2 separate regions of the Mus musculus genome follow, and region 1 is linked to region 2. The links are chromatin loops, found by intact Hi-C in ENCODE. Cell type or tissue: left cerebral cortex. All regions are shown on one strand.

Evidence for each region. Hi-C counts contacts between places; a loop is a spot of excess contacts. Peaks named below come from ENCODE experiments on the same cell type or tissue, not always from the same donor. Only the 100,000 strongest peaks of a DNase experiment are listed, where the experiment ranks them.
Region 1: it touches region 2 in a loop (2.6-fold over the local background); 3 of 42 quality-filtered maps call a loop at or near these places.

The regions. Positions count from the first base shown.
Region 1 is chr15:36,484,741-36,492,740 of GRCm38, forward strand. It overlaps Ankrd46 (ankyrin repeat domain 46), which reads right to left. Exons shown (of 5, transcript NM_175134.4): 3 at 1,055-1,387. The coding sequence starts at 1,365. Among named protein-coding and RNA genes, the nearest start is that of Ankrd46, 8.0 kb to the right of the region's middle. In left cerebral cortex, CTCF peaks have their summits at 4,130 (motif pointing left) and 5,360 (motif pointing left); DNase peaks (open chromatin) are centred at 4,130, 5,207 and 6,567; H3K27ac peaks cover 1,185 bases.
Region 2 is chr15:36,238,377-36,246,376 of GRCm38, forward strand. Rnf19a (ring finger protein 19A) reads right to left here. Exons shown (of 10, transcript NM_013923.2): 8 at 7,040-7,253; 9 at 5,711-5,854; 10 at 1,558-3,689. The coding sequence ends at 2,993. Mir8097 (microRNA 8097) reads right to left here and starts at 1,788; the gene lies at 1,670-1,788. In left cerebral cortex, no CTCF peak of the experiment used is centred here; a DNase peak (open chromatin) is centred at 4,310.

The DNA.
Region 1 (8,000 bases), 250 kb after region 2:
AGCAGACTCGACCATGCTGACTCCACTGTCAGCTGCTGCCCCGCTCTGTCCTGCGGCCATGCTCTGAAAGCAGGAACCTGCAGCTTCAAGTTCAAGCTCAGCTTTGAGGGGAGCTGGCCCTTCCACGCAGGAGATCGGGTGTTACTGTCCAACAACACAGACCCCCGCAGTGTCCTCCACCTGAAGAGGACTCAGGCCCACAGCTATGATGGGCCAGCATGCCTGACAGGAGACATAGGACTCCAGTCTCTCTAAGCTAGATGACTTCTTGACATGCCTGTCTCGTGTGTAACATGAGAAAAGGGAGGGCTGAGGAATAATGCTCAACAGACAGATACCTGCATACAACAGACAGATACCTGCATACAACAGACAAACAAATACCTGCATACAATAGATACCTGCATACAACAGACAGATTCCTGCATACAACAGACAAACAAATACCTGCATACAATAGATACCTGCATACAACAGACATACCTGCATATAACAGACAGATACCTGCATACAACAGACAGACAGATACCTGCATACAACAGACAGATACCTGCATACAACAGACAGATACCTACATGGGAAAAATCTAAAAAATAATTCAAATGAAGCCACTACAGGGAGCACTACTGTGACCTTAGAACAAGCTGATAAAACCGTCCTCTTCCTTCTGTTGTTGAGTTATATGTTCATAATTAACAGAAACCAGCTACTGTTTCACACACATGCACACACACACACAGAAGCACACACACACATGCACACACTATACACAAACACAGGCACACACACATATGCACACACCACAAACACACACAGGCACACACACAGGCACACCACACACACACACACACACACACACACACACACACACACGGGTGCACGGGCACACTTGCACGTACACACACACATGCACTTGCACATGGAGCTCTAGGGCTCCCACACTGCCCTACTGAGTGCACAGGCTTCCGTACCTTCCAGAACTTGTCATTACAATGGATCAGGTGGTGGTCAGCCCATGGCCTGCACATCTATCTAATGGGAACAGAGAACTCACCAAATATCAATTTTGAGTCCGTTGGAAACTAAGAACTGAATGGTGTCCACATGGCCACACAGGTGGAGGGCCGTGTTCCCCTGGTAATCTGTGGCCAGTGGATCAGCTCCAAACTTATGCAGCAGCTGGCAGATGTCCACATTCCCTCGGGCCGCGGCGAGGTGAAGGCCCGTTCTGCCTCTGCTGTCTCGGATATTTGGATCAAAGCCACTTTCCAAAAGCCTCTTGGAATAGGTGAAGTCCCCATCGATGCAAGCTTGGAGCAAGGGCACGTTAGTCTGTGAAGAATCATTCACAAAAACGTAGGACATCGTCTGTGGTGGACGGCCACTCCTGCAGTGGAAGGAGGCGAGGGACAGCTGGTGAGGCCTGTGGCAGGCAGGCAGGCAGAGGAACTCTATCACCATTCTTATCTCACGCTTGGAATACATTTCCTTACCAAACAAACAACAATCACAAAAGTATCTACTGTGTCTTATTTTCCGCTAAAAGAATTCCTTTTCTTCATATCTGCAGGATCAAAGTGGCAATTAAATTACTGTAAAACTCTTCATTTTTATCACAATAAAGGGCTGAAATATTTTTAAAGCTAAAATACAATTAGATTTTAAGTCATGACCTTAAAAGGGAACTCGTGTGAACTTTGAGCTGTAGAACGAGCCATCGCTACGTGTGCACATTACAGCTGGCACTCTTACTGCGTGGAAATTCTTCTTCAGACTCTTCCTTCTTACGAGAGATGCTCTATAGAGCTAACAAAAGTACCCGTGGGGAAAGCCCACGAGCCAACGCAATCTACCCTGCAGAACACTCTATCTGAGGTGCAGGACTTAAGACTTCGTTTTAAAAGTTAAAGGAACCAACACACTGATTTTTAAATGTCATTAAATCAACAGACTTCTACAGAATTAACCTCTTCTGCTGTCTTATGGTCACCTCAGTACTCGGTTTTTCGAAACTCCCAGTGTCTAAGAACTGAGATGAGGAAGACAGACACAGGCCAAGGCAGCAGCTGTGCCCAGGGTACAATTCACAGCACCAAAGCCCCCACTCCACCTGGGTTCTGTGATCTGAATTCCCTGGAGGCTAGGCACATAGTAGGCAGCTCTAGTACCAAGTCCCATTAGTGTTCCAGAGAGCTCGCACTGAAAAGCTAGCCCTGTGCTGCCTTAGCCACGGTGTGCTGCCTTAGCCACAGCCCACCCTGCTTCACCAGCTCTCTCCTGCCCTTCACTTCAGCTGAGAAGAAAGTCAAGTCTCTCAAAAGGAACTCTGAAGAGAGACAGCAACGCAGAGACCGGGTGTTTACAGAGAAGGCTCTTTAAAAACAATTCATTTATTTTTCTATCATGTGTATGTCTGTGCACACCATGTGTGCATGCCACTGTACATGTGAGAGGGCCAGAGAACAGCTTGTGGAAATTGGTTCTCTCCTTCTACCATGTGGGTCCCAGGCATCAAACTCAGGCCATCCAACTGGGCTGCAAGCAGCTTTATCTTCTGCGCCATCTTGCCAGCCCCTGTGGAGAAGGCTCTAATTCACAGGCTCAGCTTGCACAGTTTCTCAGGTGAAATCTGCCTGGAACACTAATGGAACTGGGTACTAGGCCAACTGACTGTATCTAAGCCCCTTCCCGAGGGTCCGGGAGTGCAGAGCCCAGAGGCACCGAGCCTGGCAGGTTCTCAGCCTCTCTATTCGGCTCTGCAGCCCAGGCTGCCTGGCTCCAGAGCACTGTGTCTACCTCCTCTTGGCTCTGAGGCAGGCATCAGCCCGTACACACTGAGGACCTGTTCCTTCTGTCCCTCCAGTGCTGGGCCCAATGGAGCAGGCATATACTTGGGGTTTTTACTGAATGTTATGTAACCCTAACAACTTCAAGCTAAGTTTCACTCTCCATGAATTTCTGGAAGAGTCCCTTTAGACTTCAGGCCAAGGAGATGGGTGGTCTTCCTGGTCTTTCAGACAGAGACCTGGCAGAAATGTGCAGGGTTATACAGAAAAGACTAGAGACAAGCAATCAAGGAATGTCACCTATAACAAGGTGCAGTGTGATAAAGAGCGCACTGTTCCGTGACACACACGGCCAGGGGGCCTGTGCACATTCCCCAGAACACCTGAGGTGAAGCAGCCACTGGCCAGGCCACCCAAGTGACGGCCAGGCACTCAACTCGGGAGTGAGAAGGAGAGTACAGGGGCGTGACTGTGACATGGAGCTGTGACTACTGACAAAGTGCAGGCAGGAAAGAGTCCTCCATGTGTCATCTTCAGGGAGAAGCCGGGCTCTGGAAGTCACCCTCAGCCTCTGGATTCTCAATGCATATTGGCCACAGAGTAAGTGGAAGCTAACCTCTAACTTTAGCTGATTGATTTTTGCAGGGTCATGAAATTGGAGCCCAGGGCTTTGCAAAAGCAAGGTCAACCACTGAGCTACCCTAGCTCCACAAATAACTCTTAGAAAGAAAATGCTGTTCATAAGTGGGGGAAAGGTTCGCAAAGACCCGGAGCATATAGCTCTGCCAGACAAACGGTCTGGCTCTTGTCTCTGCAGCAGCCCCTGCACTTGCCAGGCCTTGTTCTTAAATCGCTTGTCACCCACCCTCAGACTTCCCTTGGGCCCATTTGGTGCAGCAGTGTACCCGGCTCAATTCCTATGAAGAACTGTTGAAGCAGGGTGCTGGGCAGCAGCCTGGGTCACAGAAGCGCAGCATCAATCACTAAACATTCACTGTGCCTGAAATCCGTCATTTGAGCTGGTTGTACTTAAAGTCCAAATCCAAGAGAAGCAGGAGGGAGAGATCTGAAGTCTGACCCATGCGAGGAGCAACTCTTAGGACTGTAGAGCCAGTTTTCTTGTTGCTGGGAGCTGACAAAGTTTGGCCACCCAATCCAGATGTGTGTGGTGCTGCGCTGCCTGGGAGTGAAACCAGTTTGGATCCTTCTCAGCTGTGTGACTTAGTCCTCAGGCTGCAGTTATTACAGTCCCAGGCACTACAGTACCCTGCTGTGCGGGAAGCAAACTTGAAAGGCATGTCCATCCCTGGGTAACAGAGTAGCTTCTAGCAATGGGGTGACATCTAGTGGGGAGAAAAACCTTCCAAGAACTGGCAGAGTAAAAACACAACATCTGGAGTAGCCTACAATGGGGGCAGCCAAGCCCCAGAAAGCACACTGGCTGTCACGGAGGCCCTGGTTTGTAAGGGCAGTGTGCATGAGGCCTGCCCACAGACAGGCACACAGGCAGACTTGTGGGCACTGCCATAGAAGTATGCGGTCAGGTGTGAGGGGTGGTGCAGTCTCAGAACTCTTGCCCTGCGTGCAGCACTGATGCCATCACTCACCCTACCCTAGCTGTCCTTCAGGCCTCAGCTGTGACCGAAACCTAAACAACAAGCAAGGAGGTTTGGGTAGAAGCTTGAGAGCTGCCGACTTGATGGTAAGTTCTATGGAACATGATTTTCCATTTACATCCCAAATTCTAGATTCACAGTCTTGGATCAAAGTACACAAGTTCTAGGATCAAATTCTTCATGGCCGGAAACTAATGGGAAGTGACGTGCTTTCGTCTGGGCTGTGCTGGAAGCCTTACATTTCTTTCCCTATCCAGAATCAAGAATCAAGTTCATACAGTATGGATTTGATTTTCATTTTGAAAGTCACTGGGAAAGCATGAATAAGTGCGACAATCCTGGTTCAAATGCACTGGTGACATCACACCTATGGAGGAGCAATTAGAAGCAGGTATTAAAGCTAAGATGCCGGAGCAAAATGTATACAAAACTGGCATGTTGGGGAAGGGGGCCATGAGATCTCAGTGCACAAGGCAGGGAGGGCTGTGGGGAGGACTTTGGGGAGGGCCGAGGGGAGGGCTGCGGGGAGGACTGTGAGATCTCAGTGCATACGCTGCCTAACATCACAGAAAGCAGCAGAGGGAAGTAGTGTGTGGGAGAGGGAGCCCAACCTGGAGTCTCCGTGCTCTTGGTTGTTCTTATCCCTGTAAAGGAGTCCAGTGGCTTCCAGTTAGAAAGCAACCACCCATGCCCGTGCGCACTCCTAGATCTCCCAGGGAGCGGCGACTGCTCATAACCCAAGTGGACACACACCACAGACCTCAGGCCAGGGGATAGACACACGTGTTCACATTCCAAATGGACTCCCTCATCCCAAGAACAATCCAGCTCTGCAGGGTCACTGCTCCACAGGAAGCAGCCGGCACAGCGTTCTGAAAGCAATCCTGTCGTCACTGAATACAAGTAAGGTTTTGTGGAACAACAATAACAAAGTCTTTGACAATGTCCTCTAGTGGACAGGACGTGACTGAATTCCTGGCCTTGCTGTGCCTAAGCATTTCTCACTGTCTGAGATAACAAGAAACTAAAATCACTAAGACAGGGGCGTCTGCTGTATTCTGGCAATATTTAGATTATTTATTGCTTTATTGACTAGAGTTTAGTCACAACTCAACTTTTTTAGAAAAGATAATAGATTTAAATCAATCTAAATAAATCTCCATAAAAGTAATCATTGCTAGTTTAGATAGGTTAATACTTTTGTTTTCTAGATTCTTTGCTATGTAAGTCTGCAGTGTCTGAAACTCTCACTACATGGGGTCCTTTTCAGTTTATGATCTATACTGAACTGCCTGGACATTAAAGGCCTGGGAGGTGGAGCCTTCTATGTTCTGCCCCTCGCTGATAGACAACGGCTGATTTAACAGCATTTCTCATATCCAACAGTGACACCTTGTGAGGCATCAGCGTGGTTTAGTTTTAGAGACAGCCTTGCCTTGTACGTGAAAATAGAATTATGCAGTGGCTGGCAGGTGCTGCATCCTTCAGGCAAAGCCTCTATCTGAACAACACGGGGAGCGACTTCTTCCTTCACACAGCCGCGAAGACGGTCTAGTAGACATCTCTGGGCTGTCTGACTGCCATGAGGCTACACACATCATAGTATTACACCAAGTGACCTTTATAGACCCTTAAAACCCAGCCACTCTTACAAAGTTGGTATGCTACCCCGGAGGCCTCGGTTGGACCTAACACATAACTGCAAGCGGCCAGCTTTCCTTCCCAACAGCTGTTAAAACAGCATTGTTGCTAAATGACCCTGAATTGGGAGAAGGCCCTGGCACACAGCTGTTGGATGTCTAAAGCTGAAACCTCTCTGATGGCCGGGAAGTATCTCATCGTTACAGGGAGCTCTGGCTCGCTCCTCTCTTGGCGATGATGTGTAGGGGTCATCTTTTGAGACCTAGTGAGGTAGGATGAGTTCAAGGACCAGGATGTAATAAGAAAATGAGGAGTTTTCTCCTTCTCACAATGCCAAGCCCAGATAATGGGCTAAGACTACGTAAGGGATCCCAGGCAGGCATCAGGTTGTAGCTGAATCATTCTGTCACGTAGGAAACTGTGGTGGGGTGGAAAGCGGGGAATGCCTGTAACTGAGGCAGAGCAGATCCAGCAAGTCCTGGAGTTCCTCCAACAGAATACTTTCAAGTAGAAGAGGAACAAATCAAAGCAAGTCTCCATTCCACTAAGCCAGCCTGCGCACAGCCTCTCCCAGCAAGGTGTCACACAGGCAGGCGGGTGCAGTCTCTCAGAGCTCTGGGGAGTCTTTCAGAGACACGGACTGAGTCTGGCAGGTCCCACGTCAGCACCCAGGAATTATGGATATGTGGTGGGGGTAGCGCTGTGCATGTGTAGAGAGGTCAGAGGCGCAGGCTCCCCTGGAAGTGGAGTTTCAGGAGGCTTTGAGTCACCGCACATAAGTGGGTCCGCTGGAAGAGCACACTACTCTCTTAGCCACGGAGCCGTCTCTGCAGCCTCCACTCCGGCTATCTGTACAGACTGTTCAGAAGCTCAAAGGTCAGTGTGGCAGCACAGGGAGAACGAGCTCCCTGAACGCAGAGCACTCCCTACACAGCCACACTCAGACCCGCCAGCCTCAACTGTGAATAATATCTCCTGCCTGGGCGGATCATCCAGTGGAGACTCAGACCCCAGGAGTTAAAGCTCCTTGCTATTTTACATACATGCCTGAGTTCTCTTCCAGTTCTTATTCACTATCTCTTAAAACCACATTTTGTCATTCACACTATGACTAATACTAAGGAGACTGGCGATAATGGTAAATGTTCTCACTTTTCAAAATGTTCCGTATGACCTGTCACTAGAGACGTGACAAACTAACTCTTAACAATTCTTTCTTTAAAGTTTGAATAGCTGCTACTCTGAGCGCTGTTCTGGCACTCAAGAGGACCACACTGTTCAGAAAGGTCACGGTGACATGAGAATTGTTCTTGAAGAGGCTTTTAGAAGACGATGACCTCACGGGCTCCAGATGCTATAACAAGTTTCTTACTGTTGAGCTCATGGGACAAATTATACCCCAGAAGGCACAGGTTTTGGATTCTGGAAAGTGAAATGAATCAGAAATGTTTTGTATCTTAAGCTACAGAGGCATAAGAAGAAACAGCGACAAATTAAAGCCATGCTTCAGGTTCAAGACAGCTTGAAAATATGACTTTGGCCTTCAGCCTGTCTCTCCAGCAATACTCATCCTTTCTTCTACCTGGACTGAGCTGATCTTGGTTTGTAGCTATGGTTTATCAGGTGATTATAGGTGTTACCACCACTTCAGAAACAGATACACCCGGGAGGCCTCACCACCCTCATAGCTGCCACTCCTGGTTGTAATGCACAGGGATATCTGACCATCTAAAGGCCCCCCCCTCACTTTATGGATATTTCTTCTATATCCTTCAGTCTCTGCCTGAGCCCCCTCTAGGGACCAAACAGGGAGAAATCTCTGGCACACCTGCTGCCAAGGCTCCAGCCAGCTTCAAGGCCGCTGCTGGCACCGTCCCTGCTGGTCTTACTCAGAACACCCTCTGATCCCCGGTTACTGACTTCCTACTCCAATACCACAGGCTTCTGCTCTAATTCT
Region 2 (8,000 bases):
ACACTGTACATACAATTTAGGGCTAGAGTTTGATCAAGATCAGGTCTGAATGATACAATCAGACAAACTAACAAGACATCTATCACATGCAACACACAAATACAATGCACATACAAACATCAACAGATAGCAAGGCATGATCTTTTGTGAATCTAATTATAATACTTGGGAGGCTGAGGCAGGAGAATCATGAGTTCAACAACAACCTGAACCAACCAACCAACCAACCAACCAAACAAACAAACAAACAAAAACATACTAAAAATACAAACAAAAAACCAACTTCCCCCCCAAACAAAACTAACCAAATAAAAATCCAAAAACCAGAGTCCTATAAGTAAAACAGGCTGGCAGGATGGCTCAGCAGGTAAAGGTGCTTTGTGGCACAAGCCTGAGAACCTGCGTTTTATCTTAAAGACCCAAATAAAAGTAGAAGAACAGAACTACTTCAAAAAGTTGTGATCTATATTTGAATGTTATGTGCGCCCCATCAAATATTAATTTTTTGGGGGGGGTTTCAAGACAGGGTTTCTCTGTATAGCCCTGGCTGTCCTGAAACTCACTTTGTAGACCAGCCTGGCCTCGAACTCAGAAATCTGCCTGCCTCTGCCTCTCGAGTGCTGGGATTAAAGGCGTGCGCCACCACACCCGGCTCATATATTAATTTTTAAAAACAATAAAAAATTTACCTTTATAGCTTTGTATAAATTCAAAAAATTTCCAAAACACAGTGTTCATAAAATAGAAGCTGGGCATGGTGGTGAATGCCTGCAATTCCAGCACTCAAAAGAAGCAGAGGCTGAAGGATCTCTGAGTTCAAGTCCAGCCTGGTTTAGCATAGTAAGTTCCAGGACAGCTAGAACTAAAAAGAAGAAAAAGATAAAAAAGAATCCACAGGGAGGAGGGGAATAAAGGTGGAAATCTGCCATGGAGAAAAAGGTTAGTTCTAATATTGTTGGTTAAGAAATTCAGCAAGTATTTTCTTTGGGCTAACTCAGAATCATCTCAATGGCTTGTAACGTTGATGAATTTTGCAACATATCAAATGTGATGGCTTTACATAGTAAAAATTACATCTGGAATTAAAATTCAATCAGGTGAACACATTTGTGAGGGATTGTTCGGAATTAAATCATTTGAAATGGCCAGACCCACCTTTAACCTGGATCTTGAGGTAGGAAGATCTGTCTACCTTTAGTGTGAGCCATGCCTTCTAGAGGCAGCCTAGATAAAAAACATGAAAAAGGAAGCTTTTGCAGTTTGCAAAAGTGAAGTCTATTCTTTCACTGGCATTAGAGCCTACTTCTTTGGGATTCTGTCATATACAGAAGACCAGGTGAGACATCAGCCTTATGGACTAAATAGTTACGGTATTCTTGGAGTGTTACTGGTAGACAAACATTGTTCGACTAGCTGGACCACAGCCTGTAGTAAGCCACAAATCTCCTTTTCTATTTGTATAGATTCATTTTATCAATTCTGTCCCTATAGAGAACCCCAACTAATATAACAAATGAGTAATCCATTGTTGTAAAAATTCCTGGGCACACACCAAATCCATTAGTATTTACATTTATTTCATGTCTGCTGTTCACACACTCATTACTGAACAAAATTGGAATGCAAACAAATGTACAAATACCATAATGAGCAGTATCAGCTAAAAGAGCTGGCACTAGTGTTCTCTAAGCAGATTAATGGATGCAGCGAGGAAAACGACGGACGGCACACGGCTGCAGCCCGGACATTTTCCTTGTTTACCAAAAGAAAATGCTCAGTAGCACCATAATGGTAACACTTAGAGGAAACACCTAAGGTGGAGTACTTGACCACTATGAGGTTAGTCTGCCGGGAGAGCTGTGTGGGAAGTCAATAGTGCAGGCAGTATTTTGGCCAACTTCTGCTCGTGTCAGCTGAACATCCCCCGTAAACAAAAGGAAAAGGAAACAAAGCCACACGTAGACCTTTTATATAAGCTTGGTACAAGCTCTGCATTGTTTTGATTTCATGGTTCAAAAAGATATACATGTTAAAAATTGAGGTTATGTAACGTTAAATTTACTAAAGCCTGAGTGTGTCTTTGGTAGGTGAATACTTTTTCAGTGTAGTTAATAATCACATTCATGTTTACCTATTTCCTGTATTTTTCTATATAATCCAAGGTGACTAGAGAAGACATTATGGGAAATGATAGAGAAAAATCCTCAAATGACGAGGCTCATAAAACCCAGTCTCTCCCAAAGGCACCAAGAATCAAAGGGCACTAACTTGCCTTAGTGACAGGTGACTGTAATACTTCCATCCTAATGGGACCGTCTTCTGCCACTGTCAGTCCCTTAGTTACCTTTTACCGTCTTCTAAAATGGCAACAACCACACTTGAGATATGTAACAGTACCAAGTATTTCTACTTCAGAGTTGTGCAAAAACTGCCACCATCTTGCTCAAGTGTCTAAGTATCCAAATGGTTACCAATGGGCTGCATTAAGCTTGATATCCACATTGCATATGAAGAAATGAAATTTCAGCTCAGTTATGAAGAGAAATGTTACCAAGAGGATCATGTACTGAGTAATCTGCCACGTTCCATCCCTTAGTGGTTTCAATAAAATGTCACTAACCACTCATCCCTAAGCCTCCATCTTCCTTAAGAATGCCGTAGAACAGTGTTAGTATCATACGGTTATAAATTAAGTCAAATTTCTATCTAAATACACAGGTATGTGCATCAAGCAGTGTTTTGTGACAAGAACACAAAACATGCCTTTTTCTTATGTTACTATCTTGTACTAACGCACTTTAAAGCCTTCAATTCATAATTTGGTAATTAATATCAACATGAAACACAATGCTTTGCTAGACATACAAAATGTATTTGCATTACGATTATGAAACCTGGCTTTTGCTGGTAACTTAAGCTTAACAGTCGCACATGGTTCAACCAGCTCCCAACACGGTTGTTCAGTGGTTCTTACTCTGCAGCATTCACGGGCCTAAATTTCAGTCTGGACAGCAACTTTCAGGTCTGCTGTCTGGTGCGAGTGGTTATTATTTGTCTCTCTCAGTGCATCACCAAAACACAAATCCACCATAGGCTTCCCCCCACTTCTGCTGGTGCCATGCTCGTCTGCAGCATGGCTGGGCTGTGGGACATCTGAACAGGAAGCAGCTTTGGAAAGCAGAGCGCTGCTGCACTGGTGTGGTGAGTTCTCCAGTCGGTCGTTTTCTACCTCAGGAAGGGTGTTCACAGCTGTGAAGCGGGCGTGGCAATCACTGGAGCCGTGACTACAGGACGTTCTCATGCTTTCTAAGTCTGAGCAGCTAAATTCAGAAAAATGACTGGAGTGGGAATCTGCTACAGACGGCATGCTGTCACTGAGGGATGGCGCCTCAAACTCACTTGAGTTCGTGCTTTGTTGCTCTAACAACTGTGCATCCATGTCCTCTCTGGTCTCATTGATCTTCATGTTACCCTTTTTCCTCAGTTTACCACTTTTTGACTTTTTTCCTCCTGTTGCTTCCTTGGACCACTTGGTAGCACTGGATTTACCTTCGGGCAAGCCACTGGACGCCCCGCCTGTGTGGCCTCGGGTAGCACCACTGTCATCCACACTGCTGCTTCCACTGTTGTGTCGGAACTTGAATGGCTTTGACTCAATATCCACTTGCACTTCCATGCTGTTCCCTTCTCTGAAATGAGAGTAACAGAAATAAAGCTAAGTCTGGCTTCACTTGTATTTCTGTGGGGATGAGAACAAAGGCAGAGAGGCTTTTCCATGAGAATTCTAAAGCCTACACAGAGAAGCTGTTGGAGCATTTTAATGCAGATTACATTCTACTAACAAAACCACAAGTAAGAGGACCGTCCTTGTTGTGTTTGAGACAGGGTGTAACTGACTATGCAACCTGGCTGATCTAGAACTTAAGAGAGCTGTCTGCCTCTGCCTCCTGAGTGCTGGGATTAAAGGTGTACATCACTATGAACACTGCCAAGAGGATCATCTTAATACTTCTTTTAAAATACACACACACACACACACACACACACACACACACACACACACACACACACACACATGAGCGATGAGCGAGCAGGTGCCAGCAGAGGCCAGGAGAGTATCTGAATATGGCAGCAGAGGCCAGAAGAGGGCATGAGACCCCCAGAGACTGGAGTTACAGGTAGCTATGAATCACTAACGTGGGCTCAGTGAGAACTGAACCTAGGTGTTCTAGAAAAGGGGTACGGACTGCTGAGCCTTCTCTCCAACCCAATCAGGCCAAGTTCCCACTATAGTGGGAATAACATAAACGTCTGTAAAACCCAGTTCCCAGCATAGAATAGCAGAGGCCTTGTTACCAAGAGATAAAAATAACACCCAACTGCTGCTAAGTCTTGAGCTAGCATGATGTTAGCTGATTGCAAATGTCTGATTGGGTTGTATTTTGAAGTGATTTAGGGGGAAAATTGACCATGAAGCAAGAACGTAATGAACTGAGCACTTCAATGGGTAAATGGATGAGGTCAACTCACTGCTAAGTTCAACAAGTGGTGATATTTTACACAATTCTTACTCTGAGGAGGGAGAATTTAGCAAGGATTAACCTTTCTCTTTTTGATTTAAGTGATGATTATGAAGAAGCACTGAGTGAAAATGAAAGTAGTGATTCTAAAAATCAAAGACAGTGTTGGAAGAAGGGGGCGTGCCTGTGCCCCTCAACCAAGTGACAGGGGAGATCCTGGTGTGCTCAATGAGGGATGGACTAGCAACTCTGTGGCACCAAATGTGGATCTAAGCGTCAGTAAGGATAATAATGGGCCAGTGAACAGTCCAGGTCATGTCACTGAAGAAAGCATGGGCACAGATCTTCTCTCCTTGTTTATCAGGGACCACAGGCTACCATTTCCCTGAAATTCTGCTGGGCACTTCAAGTGACTATGTGTGTGCTATGTCCTGTGTGCATGGAGAAGCCCTTACGTACAACAGATAGAACCCTGGAGTATCATACAAGGACAACCTACACAAGAGATTCAAGACCAAGGTTCTGGTGCACACACTACAAAAAGTACCTGTGCTTTTTGACCTGAGTCAAGGAAGGCTCTCCCCGTTGGGCAGCCTGGCACACAGAAGCTGGAGTACCAGCGATAGAAGCAAGGCAGACCTACTTTCTACAATCTCTCCAAGTTTCATCTAAATCTAACCACTGTTAATGCATGTTATTAACAGTTTTCTGAAGTCTCTCTCTACTTTTCTTCTTTCTTTTTTTTCAAACTTTTGCTCAGGAGGTCAGGCTGTGGGTTAATTAAACGCAGGGTCTCAGGTCTGGTAGGGCTAATGCTTCACGTTTAAAAACAGCAGTAGGTACATTTACTGTTTTTCTGTTGTGGGCACAGCCATCAGCATTTCCTACCTCAGGACATTTTTCATCATTCAGCCTGTGTCTACACCACAGGCCTCTCCTCCCTGCTCTTCACAGCCACACAGTTCTACACCACAGGCCTCTCCTCCCTGCTCTTCACAGCCACACAGTTCTATACCACAGGCCTCTCCTCCCTGCTCTTCACAACCACAGTTACTTTTTCCCTTAACGGAGTTCTTCCTCTGAACAGCTCACTGTTTTCTCAGAGACTGTGCCCACTGACAGGGATAATTCCTTTTAATTTAAATTTTAAAAAACGCTCTGATCTTATAGGAAGAAGCACGCTTTCTTACCTGTCCAGAGGGATGTAGGAGTTGAGAATGGATCCCGCCATTGCTTTGGTGCTGGCGTTATCACTAACTGTTCCCAAGCTCACTGTGCCAGACTCTCCACTGAGACTACACCGTTCTTTCTGTACGTCTGCTTGTACTTCCAACCTTAAAGGGAAAGGTTATATAAGCCCTCCATCATTTATAGCTTAGCAATCATAATGCCTATCTTTATATATAAGTCAGATAAAAGCTTCAGTAATGAAGTGTTAGACACTGCAACTCTTCGGTTCCCATTTGTTTGACGATACAGATAATAATGTGGTATACTGAACAACATCCGCCCAAGAGAGTCAAGAGAACATGACCAAAAGGAGAAAAACAAACAAAAACATCTTAAAGCTCTCCTTCATTTTCACTAGGATACAGTCCTTTGTCATGTTTCAATACACAATACAAAGTCAGAATATACTGACTGATAAACATAAAAAAATCAGCAAGTAATTAAAAAAATTATTATCCTCTATTAACTGCATATGGTAGCAAGCATCTTTAATCCTATCCCCTTAGGAGACAAAGGCAGGCTGATCATTTGAGTTTGAGGGCAGCCTGGCCTATATGTTGAGTTTTAGGTTAGCCAGGGCTATATAGTGAGACTCCATCTCAAATAATAATGAAAAAAAAAATTCTATACTGAAAGGGTTCTAATAAACAACTTCAGCCCACATCTGATTGTGTAATAAGAGGTAACAATATATACGACTACAATTAATTTCTGTCCAACTATAAACTACCCAAACTAAACTGATTTATCTTTTAATTCATCTACCTTCCTTCACATAAAAAAGCTAAAACAGAAATGGTGAATCAGAAAAACAAACAAAACAAGGTAAGATAATTATGTTAATTTTTCCTTGTATCTCTATGGGTATGAGTGAGACTTAGTGAGAGATGGTCATTGTCACTTTAGGGTGCAGGGCGACTGACTGCTCCAGGCTGGTGTCAGGATCTGGGGCACCGGCGGGTCAAGTCTCCCTCCCTCCCTCGGACATTCAGTCTGTCCCACAGAAGCAGGGACCAGGCAAGTCATGGCCTTCCCTTCACTCACACAGCTCCAGCAATTAGGTGAGCTTTAACAGGGGCAATGTTATTCCTCAGGACTTAGTTTTTATTCCATCAGTATCAAGTACAGTAAAAAAACACAAAATACAAAAAACAACAACAAAAAAATCTTATCAACTTTCCCCAAATTTTATTTTTTAACCTTAGGATAATTATCATGCTTTGTATTTAAATTGTTCATCTAATTAATATCTGGTCTTTAACAAAACAAAGCAAACAGCTCTTACTTACCTGTTGAAACAGTTTACCATGGCACTTCCCGACAGACTGCCCGTGATACTAGCTCCAGCTAATGCCATGGTGCTCGCTGTCTCACTCAGGTTGTCTCTAATGGTGCCTATTCGATCCATGTGGCTTCCACTTGCACTCAAACTGCCAGTCAGGCCGCCGACACTTCCCTCTCCTATGCTAGGGTTGTGCCTTGCTTCTGCTACTGATGTTGTATCTGAATGTAAAATAATTCAAGAAATGAAATAGGAGTGACCCCTTCCTCATGTTCCTGGCTTTCAACTCCTACATCATCTCAGACTACAAAGGACAAACTACATCCATGCTTAGGCATAAAGAGAACTAGTTCAGGGTGTGCAGCTCAATTTGATACTGGCCTTAAATTGAAGATGTCATTTTCTTATTTTGTTGGCTAATTCCAGAAGTTGTAGGAATTTTAAATGAACTATTTAATATGTCTCCCTGGCCAGCATGGGGTTCCAGTGAGAGATCCTATTTTCTAGATCAGTAAAGATGGGGAAAGAAGTTGATTTCATAGTTTATAGTTCTAATTGTCTATAACTACTGTAAGACATGTTAGCATTATGTTGTAATTTTACAGTACTATTCACATGCTTTGTATTGAGGAATTTACTTATTTATGCCAGTATTTGGGTTTCTATTACACATCCAATCATAGTGTAACAAAGCTATCAGAACCACTGGAGGTAAGAGAGTAAGGAGAGATGGTGGCACACATGTGTAAGCCCTGCACACAGCTTTTAGGATATGACCATGAAGCCCTCTTATAAGGTCGCATTTGTAAGGCAGGGAAAAAGTATGCCATAGAATTATCTGAGAGAAGAGTATTCCAGGCAGAGGCAACCACAAGTTTAAAAGCCTAGAAACAGGAGTGTAACTGTCATCTTTGAGGAGAGGTGGGGTAAGACAGGATGGGAAGGGGTGTATGCAGATAGTCAGGGTA